Linked DNA regions of Homo sapiens: region 1 is linked to region 2. A link is an interaction called in ENCODE POLR2A ChIA-PET data of the cell type or tissue named here. Cell type or tissue: B cell. All regions are shown on one strand.

What was found. Peaks named below come from ENCODE experiments on the same cell type or tissue, not always from the same donor. Only the 100,000 strongest peaks of a DNase experiment are listed, where the experiment ranks them.
Region 1: POLR2A ChIA-PET joins it to region 2 with 7 read pairs; 5 of 35 experiments call an interaction of 5 or more read pairs at or near these places.

Annotation. Positions count from the first base shown.
Region 1 is chr16:11,230,720-11,235,719 of GRCh38, forward strand. No RefSeq gene overlaps it. Among named protein-coding and RNA genes, the nearest start is that of SOCS1, 23 kb to the right of the region's middle. RefSeq lists a cis regulatory region at 655-951, an enhancer at 2,426-2,665 and a silencer at 4,233-4,527. In B cell, no CTCF peak of the experiment used is centred here; DNase peaks (open chromatin) are centred at 2,532 and 3,483; H3K4me3 peaks cover 971 bases; H3K27ac peaks cover 881 bases.
Region 2 is chr16:11,374,186-11,379,185 of GRCh38, forward strand. The region is part of intron 66 of LOC400499 (putative uncharacterized protein LOC400499); the gene reads right to left. The region is part of intron 1 of LOC105371082 (a long non-coding RNA gene); the gene reads left to right. Among named protein-coding and RNA genes, the nearest start is that of RMI2, 31 kb to the left of the region's middle. In B cell, no CTCF peak of the experiment used is centred here; no DNase peak of the experiment used is centred here.

The sequences.
Region 1 (5,000 bases), 140 kb before region 2:
GAGCCACCGCACCCAGCTGCTATTTTTATTTCATTTCAGCCCTATTCTGATCCTTCTTGGGGATAATGTCTCCCCATCTCATAGATGGGGAAATACAAACTCAAATTGGTGAAGGAATTGTCCCAAGGTCATTTGGCTAGAAAGAAGCACATCGAGTTGGATGACAATGATAATAATAATGTGACTCCCGAGTAGCTGGGACTACAGGCACCCACCATCACGTCCGGCTAATTTTTTGTATTTTTAGTACAGGTGGGGTTTCACCGTGTTAGCCAAGATGGTCTCAATCTCCTGACCTCGTGATCCCCCTGCCTCGGCCTCCCAAAGTGCTGGGATTACAGGCGTGAGCCATTGTGCCCAGCCTCTAGTTCTTTCTTATTCTCTTATTCTGAGTGTTCCTTTTCACAGCATCTTATTCTTCTTATATGAATGCAATATATTTTATTTCTCTGAAGCTTCCTTATTTTCTCGAAGACTTTTGTTTCTCCCCACCTGGCTCTGTTTTTTTGGAGTTTTTTTCCTCTCTTGGTTTCGGTCTTTGACTTTCATTTTACAAGCTGCCCTCAAGGTTTCAGTGACCCTCCATTGCACGTTCGTATTGAAGAGCAGGGAACTGAAAAAGATACTGGGAAATGAAGACCCTTGGAAGCTCCATGTCTGTGGCAGGACGTGTGGACAGGGGAGGCTTGTTGGGATCTGGCTGTCCTTGTAAGATCCCAAAGCCAGCATCGGAAGCGTCGTCTGAGAGGATCCCTGTGACCTCCTGACTGCAGAGAAAGCAGGCTGCCAGCTTCCAGGAAGCAAGCAGGGGGATGGGGCCAGGGGCGTCTCCCTGACAGGCACGTGGCCTTTCCCTTCCCTCCTTGTTTCAGGACTGACCCACCCCAATTCACTTTGCTGTCCTCAAACTCTAAGCCTCCAGCACAGGTTTTATTTAGATAGTATATTTATGATGGGTGTTGATAAAGATTGGAGGGTAAATGGCCTCCCAACTTACCCCTTGGCACCCCTCGGATGCCAGGTGGTAGGGTGTGAAAATGAACCAGACCTGCTGGTTGAAGACCTGCTAATTATTGAGCAACTACTATGTGTCAGGCGCTGAATCTAAATCAGGGTTTTGCCATGCAGGGAACATCTGGGCATGTCTGGAGACATTTTCAGTGTTACAAATCGCTGTAGGGGTGGGTACTACTGGTATCTAGTGGGTAGAGGCCAGGGATGCCACTAAGCGTCCTAAAGTGCACAGTGCAGCCTCCCATACCAGGCTCTGAATGTGAATAGAGCCAAGGTCAAGAAACCCTGCTCTAGAAAGATGAAAGACACATTCCCTGACTTCACAGGACAGGAGTAAAGAATTTCTGGTTCCAGCCGGGCACACTGGCTCACGCCCATAATCCCAGCACTTTGGGAGGCTGAGGTGGGCAGATCGTTTGAGGTCAGGAGTTCAAGACCAGCCTGGTCAACATAAATGAAACCCCATCTCTACTAAAAATGCCCCCCAAAAAAACAAAAATATTAGCTGGGTGTGGTGGCACATGCCTGTAATCCCAACTGCTTGGGAGGCTGAGGCAGGAGAATCACTTGAACCTGGGAGATGGAGGTGGAAGTGAGCCAAGATCATTCCATGAACTCCAGCCTGGGTGACAGAGCGAGACTCTGCTGAGAGAGAGAGAGAAGGAAGAAGAAAAAGTAAAAGAAGAAGAAGAAGGAGGAGGAGGAGGAGGAGGAGGAGGAGGAGGAGGAGGGGCAGGGGGGAGGAGGAGGGGGAGGGGGGAGGAGGAGGGGGGAGGAGGAGGGCGAGGGGGAGGGGGAGGGAGGGAGAGAAGTAGAAGAAGAAGAGTAAAGAAGGAAGGAAGAAAAGAGAAAGAAAAGAAAGAAAGAAAAAAGAAAGAAAGAAAAAGAAAGAAAGAAAAAAAGAAAGACCCTGCTCTAGCAAGATGAAAGACACATTCCCTGGCTTCATAGGAAAGGGGCAAATAATTTCTAGTTCTGGCCAGGCACAGTGGCTCGCACCTGTAATCCCAGCACTTTGGGAGGATGAGGTGGGAGGATGCCTTGAACCCAGGAGTCTGAGACCAGCCTGGGCAACATATCAAGACCTTGTCTCTATCAAAAAAAGAAGAGAAAAGAAAAGAGAAAAAAAATAATTTCTAGATCCTCAGCATCTGCTATGTTCCAGGGGCAGGAGGAAGCTCTGTCTTCACTTTGGCAGCAAGCCTGTAGCCTAGGCATTCTCAGCCCGTTTTGCTGGAGGGGGCATTTGAGGCCTGGCCAGCTTAGCCAGCCTACAAGGAGTGTTACTGGGGTGAAAACAGCCAGCGGGGACCAGTCTGCTTGTGGCCCGCCAGGTGCCTGGGATGGGGAAGCAGCAAATGCCCACCTTCCTGCCCAACCCCCTCCTCCCTCTTCATGGGGGGAACTGGGGGTGGCAGCGGCTGCCGGGTGCGAGCGGGCTCAGGCCTGTGGCCCTGCCTGACGTTGGTCCCCATCAAGCCATGTGACGAGACCAGGCCACAAGAAAGAGGTTTCAACAAGCGTTATCGTTTCCTGGAACTCCAACTCGGCGACTTCCCCGAAGACCGGCTGTGCCTGGCGGGCGGGCTGCGCACAGCGGGGACAAGGCTGCCCCCTTCCTCCTCCGCTGCCTCCGCGGCCGCGTCTATCTCAGTCTGACTACCTGGAAGCAGCACTCCACCCTCCAGCCCAGCGGCCCTCGGCTCAGCTGCCAGGTCACCGGCAACCCCGGGAGCGGTGGGGCAGGGGCTGCTCCGCCAGCCTCTGTGATGTTCAGGCCGGGCTGCACCAGCCCGGGACCCCTAGGTGCCCAGAAACCCACTTCCTCTTGTTTCTGCCCCTGAACAAGCTTCTCAGGGCAGCTGACAATCAGACTTAGCACAGATGTGCCTCAGTGTTGCTCTCAGAGAAATGAACACAAGGCTAGACGCAGTAGCTCACACCTGTAATCCTAGCACTTTGGGAGGCCGAGGTGGGCGGATCATTTGAGGTCAGGAGTTCGAGACCAGCCTGGCCAACATGGTGAAATCCCGTCTCTACTAAAAACACAAAAATTAGCCAGGCGTGGTGGTGGGCGCCTGTAATCACAGCTACTCAGGAGGTTGAGGCACAAGAATCACTTGAACCCAGGAGGCAGAGGTTGCAGTGAGCTGAGAGTGAACCACTGCACTCCAGCCTGGACAATAGAGCGAGATTCCATCTAAAAAAAAAAAAAAAGAAAAGAAAAGAAAAGAAAGAAAAGAAATGGAAACAAATCTCCCACCCCATTCATCCTGCCCACCAGACAGGGGCCTCTCTGGATCCAGGCGGATAGTTTCTGTTTCTGGCTGACTAGGCCCTAGAAATCCAGAGAAGGGGCTAAAACCTCACTTTGGTGGAGGTGGGGTGGCTGAGAACTCAAATTCTTGGGTACCACCATCTCGGTGATGACTCTGGGATAAGTCACTTCCTCAGTTCCCCAGTTCACAGAAACCCCAGTTGTAAATATAGACCTGGCCACAATGGGGCGGGGTGGTGGGCCCAGGGGCAGAGTGAGATGGGGAGTGAGGAGGAAGAACCAAGGACAAAATCTGATTCCTCTGAAAAGGCAGAAGCCTCCAGGCCAATGGGGTTTTCTTAACCTGCTTTTGGGAAGGAAAGACTGTCAGGCTTTTGGTCTCTCTGGGCCTCAGTTTCCTCCTCTATAAAATGAAAATGATATTAGCTTGAGCCATATGAAATTGCCAACACTCTTGTGGTTTCGACCTCCAAAACCAGCAATTTCATATGATGCTCTAACATGACTTATCTGGAAAACTGCAGACTGAAATGAGATCCTGCAAAGTGCTTAGCAGAGTGATTGCATATAATAGGTGCTCAATAAACAATAGGCCTTATGTTATAATACTTTTTCAAATAAAAATATTATTTTTTTGTAGAGACGGGGGTCTCACTAGGTTGCCTAGGCTGGTCTTGAACTCCCGGGCTCAAGCGATCCTCCTGCCTTGGCCTCCCAAAGTGGGATTACAGGTGTGAGCCACTGCACCCGGCCATAATATATATCTTATATCTCTTATATCTCCTATCTAATGATATGTCACCAGTAATAATAATGGCAGTGCTCCTAATTCTTTCACCCATCCTCTCCTTGTCAAACCCACAGCCACTTCCACTTACTGAGCACACTGTGCACCCAGGACAGATATAAATGTTCTCCATTCGGTTTTCACCACTTACTGTCACCCACAAGCGTGAGCCTGTGCAGGCATGGTGTCAGAGCTCAGGATTCATGTGTACACAGCATATAAGCCAGCACGATCTCATTCTGTGTCCCTTCTCATTCTGGCCATCTCACTCCAGAGTGAGAACCAGTCTCTCCTCATTTGGCGCATGCTTGCTGAGGATGGCCCTATTGCTACATTAACTTGTGCAAGCCACACCACGCTCATGGTTAATCTTGAGTTTATATCCTACTATAGTGTTAAGATCAAAAGTCATCCTTGGCCAGGCGTGGTGACTCAAGCCTGTAATCCTAGCACTTTGGGAGGCCGAGGCGGGCAGGTCACTTGTGGTCAGGAGTTCAAGACCAGCCTGACCAACATGGCGAAACCCTGTCTCTACTAAAAACACAAAAAATTAGCTGGGCGTGGTGTAATCCCAGTTACACATTGAGGCACGAGAATCACTTGAACCTGGGAGGCAGAGGTTGCAGTGAGCCGAGATGGCGCCACTGTACTCCAGCCTGGGCAACAGAGCAAGACTCTGTCTCAAAAAAAAAAGTCACCTTCTATTGGAGCAATTGATATTTTTAAGCCAAATGTAGGATATTTATGTCTTCAATTTCATCTTTGTACCCACTCAGTGTCCCAGTCCAGGGTTTGTTTGGGATCTGGCTCTGTTGCCCAGTGAATTCATTGTCCTTGCAATAAGCAGGTTGTCTGGCTTCTAATGAAGGAATCCAGGAAGAAGGAAGGAAGAGCATTAGCTGAGGCCGGAGCCCTGTGGCA
Region 2 (5,000 bases):
TTGCCTGTCTGTGCTAGCTTTTACTCTTAGAATTTTATCTCCTTAAGAGTGTTTGGTTTTATAACTATGGTGTTCATAGGTAAAATGTTTATCATCGTATCACCATGCCTAGCACAGAGATGCTCAATATACATTTCTAGTGTAAAAAATTTTAAATGTAGTTAAACACAAGTAACATTTACCATAACCATTTTAAAGTACACAATTCAGTGTAAGTACATGCACACTTTTGTGCAACCAATCTCTGGAACTCAGTAAATACTGCCAAACTGAAACTTTATCCCCATTAAATAACCCATTACTGCTCTCTCCCAGCTCCCGGCAGCCACCACTGTACTTTCTGTCTCTATGAAACTTATTACTCGAGGTCCTTCAAATAAGTGGACTCATACAGTACTTGTGTTTTTGTGACTGGCTTATTTCACTTTGTATAATGTCCTCAAGGGTCATCCATGTGGTAGCGTGTGTCAGAATTTCCTTCGTTTTTAAGGCTGAATCATGATTGATTGTATGGAGAGACCACATTTATCTGTCAGTGGACACTTGGGTTGCTGCTGTCTTCTGGCCGTTGTGAATAATGCTGCTATGAACATCGGTGTATAAATGTGTGAGACCCTTTGAATTTTAGGGGATCCATACCCAGAAGTAGAATTGCTGGATTGTATGGTAACTCTTTGTTTTGAGACAGAGTCTGGCTCTGTCACCCAGGCTGGAATGCGGTGGTGCGATCTTAGCTCACTGCAACCTCCGCCTCCCGGGTTCAAGTGATCCTCATGCCTCAGCCTCCCAAATAGCTGGGATTACAGGCCTGCACCACCACACCCAGCTAATTTTTGTACTGTAGTAGAGATGGGGTTTCACCATGTTGGCCAGGCTGGTCTTGAACTCCTGGCCTCAAGTGATTCGCCCACCCCAGCTTCCCATAGTGCTGGGATTACAGGTGTGAGCCACTGCACCTGACCTATTAACTCTTTGATGAATTGCCATATTGTCTTCCATAGCTGCAGCACCATTTTATACTCCCCGTAAGAATACACAAGGGTTCAAACAACTCAATGTCCTAACACTTGTTATTTTCTGTATTAATTACAGCCATCCTAATGGGTCTGAAGTGGCACCTCCATGTACTTTTTTTTTTTTTTTTTGGAGACAGAGTCTTGCTCTGTCACCGAGGCTGGAGTGCAGTGGCGGGACCTCAGCTCACTGCAACCTCTGCCTCCCGTGTTCAAGCAATTCTCCTGCCTCAGCCTCTTGAGCAGCTGGGACTACAGGCATACACCACCACTCCTGGCTAATTTTTTATTTTTAGTAGAGACGTGGTGTCACCATGTTGGCCAGGCTGGTCTCGAACTCCTGACCTCAAGTGATCCGCCCACCTTGGCTTCCCAAAGTGCTGGGATTACAGGCGTGAGCCACTGTGCCTGGCCTCTCCATGTGGTTTTGGTTTGAGTTCCCCTAATAATTAGTGATGTTGAGCATCTTTTTATGTGCTTATTGGCCATTTGCATATCTTATTTGGAGAAATGTCTATTCAAGTCCTTTGTACATTTTTTTTTTTTTTTGAGATGGAGTTCGCTCTTGTTGCCCAGGCTGGAGTGCAATGGTGCAATCTCGGCTCACCGCAACCTCTGCCTCCCAGGTTCAAGCAATTCTCCTGCCTCAGCCTCCCAAGTAGCTGGGATTACACGCATGCACCACCATGCCCAGCTAATTTTGTATTTTTAGTAGAGACGGGGTGAGAAACCCCATGGAGAACATGTTGAGGCTGGTCTCGAACGCCTGACCTCAGGTGATCCACCTGCCTCGGGCTCCCAAAGTGCTGGAATCACAGGTGTGAGCCACCGCGCCGGGCCCTTTGTACATTGTTGAACCGGGTTGGGTTTTTGTTGTTACATTGTGAGAGTGCTTTATGTATTCTAGATGGGAACTCCTTATCAGATATAATTTGCACATCTTTACTCCCATTCTGTAGGACGCCTTTTCACTCTGTTAATAGTATCCTTCAATGCGATCCAGTTTGTCTGTTTCTCCTTTTGTTGCTTGTGCCTTTGGTGTCATATGCGCCATATCTAAGAAATCATTGACAAAGGAAGCTCTCCTACTGTGTTTTAAGAGTTGTATAGTTTTAGCTCTTACAGTTAGGTCTTTAATCCATTATTGAGGTTTTCTTTTTTTTTTTTCCCAACATGTTATAAGGTAAGAGGTTAACTTCATTCTTTTGCATGTGGATATCTAGTTTTCCCAACACCATTTGTTGAAAGACTGTCCTTTCCCCAATTCAATAGTCTTGGCATCCTTATTGAAATCATTTGACCACATGTGTAAGAGTTTCTTTCTAGACTCTGTATTTCATTCCACTGGTCTGTATGTATGTCTTTACGCCAGTACCACACTTTTGACCACTGTAGCTTTCAACAAATTTTGAAATTGGGAAGTATAAGACGTCCAAATTTGTTCTTTGTTTTCAAGATTGTTTTGGCCATTTGGAGTCCCTTGAAATTGTGTATCAACTTTAGGATGGATTTTTCTATAAGTGAAGAAAAAATGCCACTGGGATTTTGATAGCAATTACGCTAAACCTGTAGATCACTTTGAGTAGTATTGACATCTTAATGATATTCTTACAATCCATAAATATGAGATGCCTTTACATTTGTTGTATAACCGGTCTCTGGGACTCTACATCCTGCCAAAATCTTTGCCTCCTGGTTAAGTTTATTCCTATTTTATTCTTTTTGATGCTATTGTAAATGGACTTTTTTTTTTTTTTTAAAGATGATGTCTCACTGTGTTGCCCAGGCTGGAGTACAGTGGCTATTCACAGGCATAATCATCGTCAAAACTGACAGCCTTGACCTCTGAGGCTCAAGTGATCCTCCTGCCTCAGCCTCCCAAGTAGCTGAGACTATAGGCGTGCACAACCATGCCCGGCAGGAATTGTTTTCTTAATTTCCTTCTTGGATTCTTGACTGTTAGCATGTAGAAATGCAACTGACTTTTGTATGTTGATTTTGTAATCCTGAAACTTTGACAAATTATTAGTTCTAACAGTTGTTTTTTATTTCATGCAGTGTTCAGGATTTTCGACAAAGATGATCATGTCATCTGTTAACAGATAATTTTACTGCCTCCGTTCCAATTTGGATGCCTTTTCTTTCTTAATAGCTCTAGCTAGGATTTCCAGCATTATGAAAGCAGGCATCATTGTTTAATTCCTCATCTTGGAAAACTTTGTCTTCATCATTGAGTGTGATGTTAGCTGAGGGTGGTTCATATGACCTTTATTATGTTGAGGTCATTTCTATTTTGAGTCTGTATGTTTTTAATCACGAAAGGGTATTAAACTTTGTTAAATGCTTTTTCTTCACTAACTGAAATAGTCATGTGTTTTCTTTCGTTCATTCTGTTAATGTGATATCTTACATTGATTTTTATATGGTAACCATCTTTGCATTCCAGGAATAAATCTCACTTGATCATGGTGTGTAATCCTTTTTATGATGCTGTCAAATTCTCCTTATTAGTATTTTGTTGAGAACTTTTGCATCTGTATTTATCAGGAACATTGGTCTATTTTCCTCTGGTGCTTTGTCTGCCTTTGGTATCAGTAATGCTGGCCTCACAGAGTGAGTTTGGAGGTATTCTTTCCTCAATGTTTTGGAAGAATATGAGCAGGATTGGTATTGATTCTTCAAATGTTTGGTGATTCACCAGTGAAGGCATCTGATCTTCTGCTTTTCTTTCCTGCCAAGTTTTTGGTCTCTGATTCAATCTCCTTGGTAGTTACAGGTCTGTTTTTTCCATCTTCTATTTCATTTATTTCTGCTCTAAACTTTATTATTTCATTCCTTCTCCTATCTTTGGGTTTAGGCTGTTCTTTTTCTAATAACTTAAGGTAGAAGGTTAGGTTGTTGGTTTGAGAGCTTTTCCTTTTTCTTTGAGAGACTTGCCACGTTGCCCAAGCTAGTCTCAAACTCCTGGGCTCAAGCAGTCTCCTGGCCTCGGCCTTCCAAGTAGCTAGGATTATAGAACAGTGTCACTGTGCCTGGCTGCTGCTTTTTTTTTCTTTTTTTTTTTTTTTGCCGGGGGGAGGGGGGAGGTGGAGTCTAGCTGTGTCGCCCAGGCTGGAGTGCAGTGGCACAATCTCAGCTTACTGCAACCTCTGCCTCCCGGGTTCAAGTGATTCTCCTGCCTCAGCCTCCCAAGTAACTGGGATTACAGGCGCCTGCCACCACGCCTGGCTAAATTTTATAATTTTAGTAGAGCTGGGGTTTTGCCATGTTTGCCAAGCTGGGCTCAAACTCCTGACCTCAGATGATTTGCCCACCTCGGCCTCCCAAAGTGCTGGGATTACAGGTGGAGCCACTGCACCCAGCCAGCTTCTTTTTTAATTTAAGTGTGTACAGCTACAAATTTCCCTCATAGCACTGCTTTTGCTGCATCCCATAAGATTTCATATGTTTGGTCTCAAGATACTTTCTGATTTTTCCTTATTTTCTTTCTTTGATCCACTGGTTTTGTAGTATGTTGTTTAGTTCCCACATATTTGTGGATATTTCAGTTTTCCTTCTAGTATGATTTCAGTCATTTCAAATGTATTAAATCTTGCTTTGAAGCCTAACATACAATCTTTCCTGGAGAACATTCCACGTGTACTTTTGAAGAATGTGTATTCTGCTGTTGGGTGAAGTTGTCTGTGTGGTAGGTCCAACTGGTCTATAGTATTGTTCAAGTACTTTGTTTCCTTCTTGATCTTCTGTCTGGGTGTTGTATCCATTATTGAAAGTGAGGTATTGGGCCGGGTGCAGTGGCTCAGGCCTGTAACCCCAGCACTTTAGGAGGCCAAGATGGGTGGATCACCTGAGGTCAGGAGTTCAAGAGCAGCCTGGACAACATGGTGAAACCCTGTCTCTACTGAAAATAGCTGGTCGTGGTGGCATACGCCTGTAATCCCAGCTACTCTGAGGCCTAAGAATCACTTGAACCCAGGAGGTGGAGGT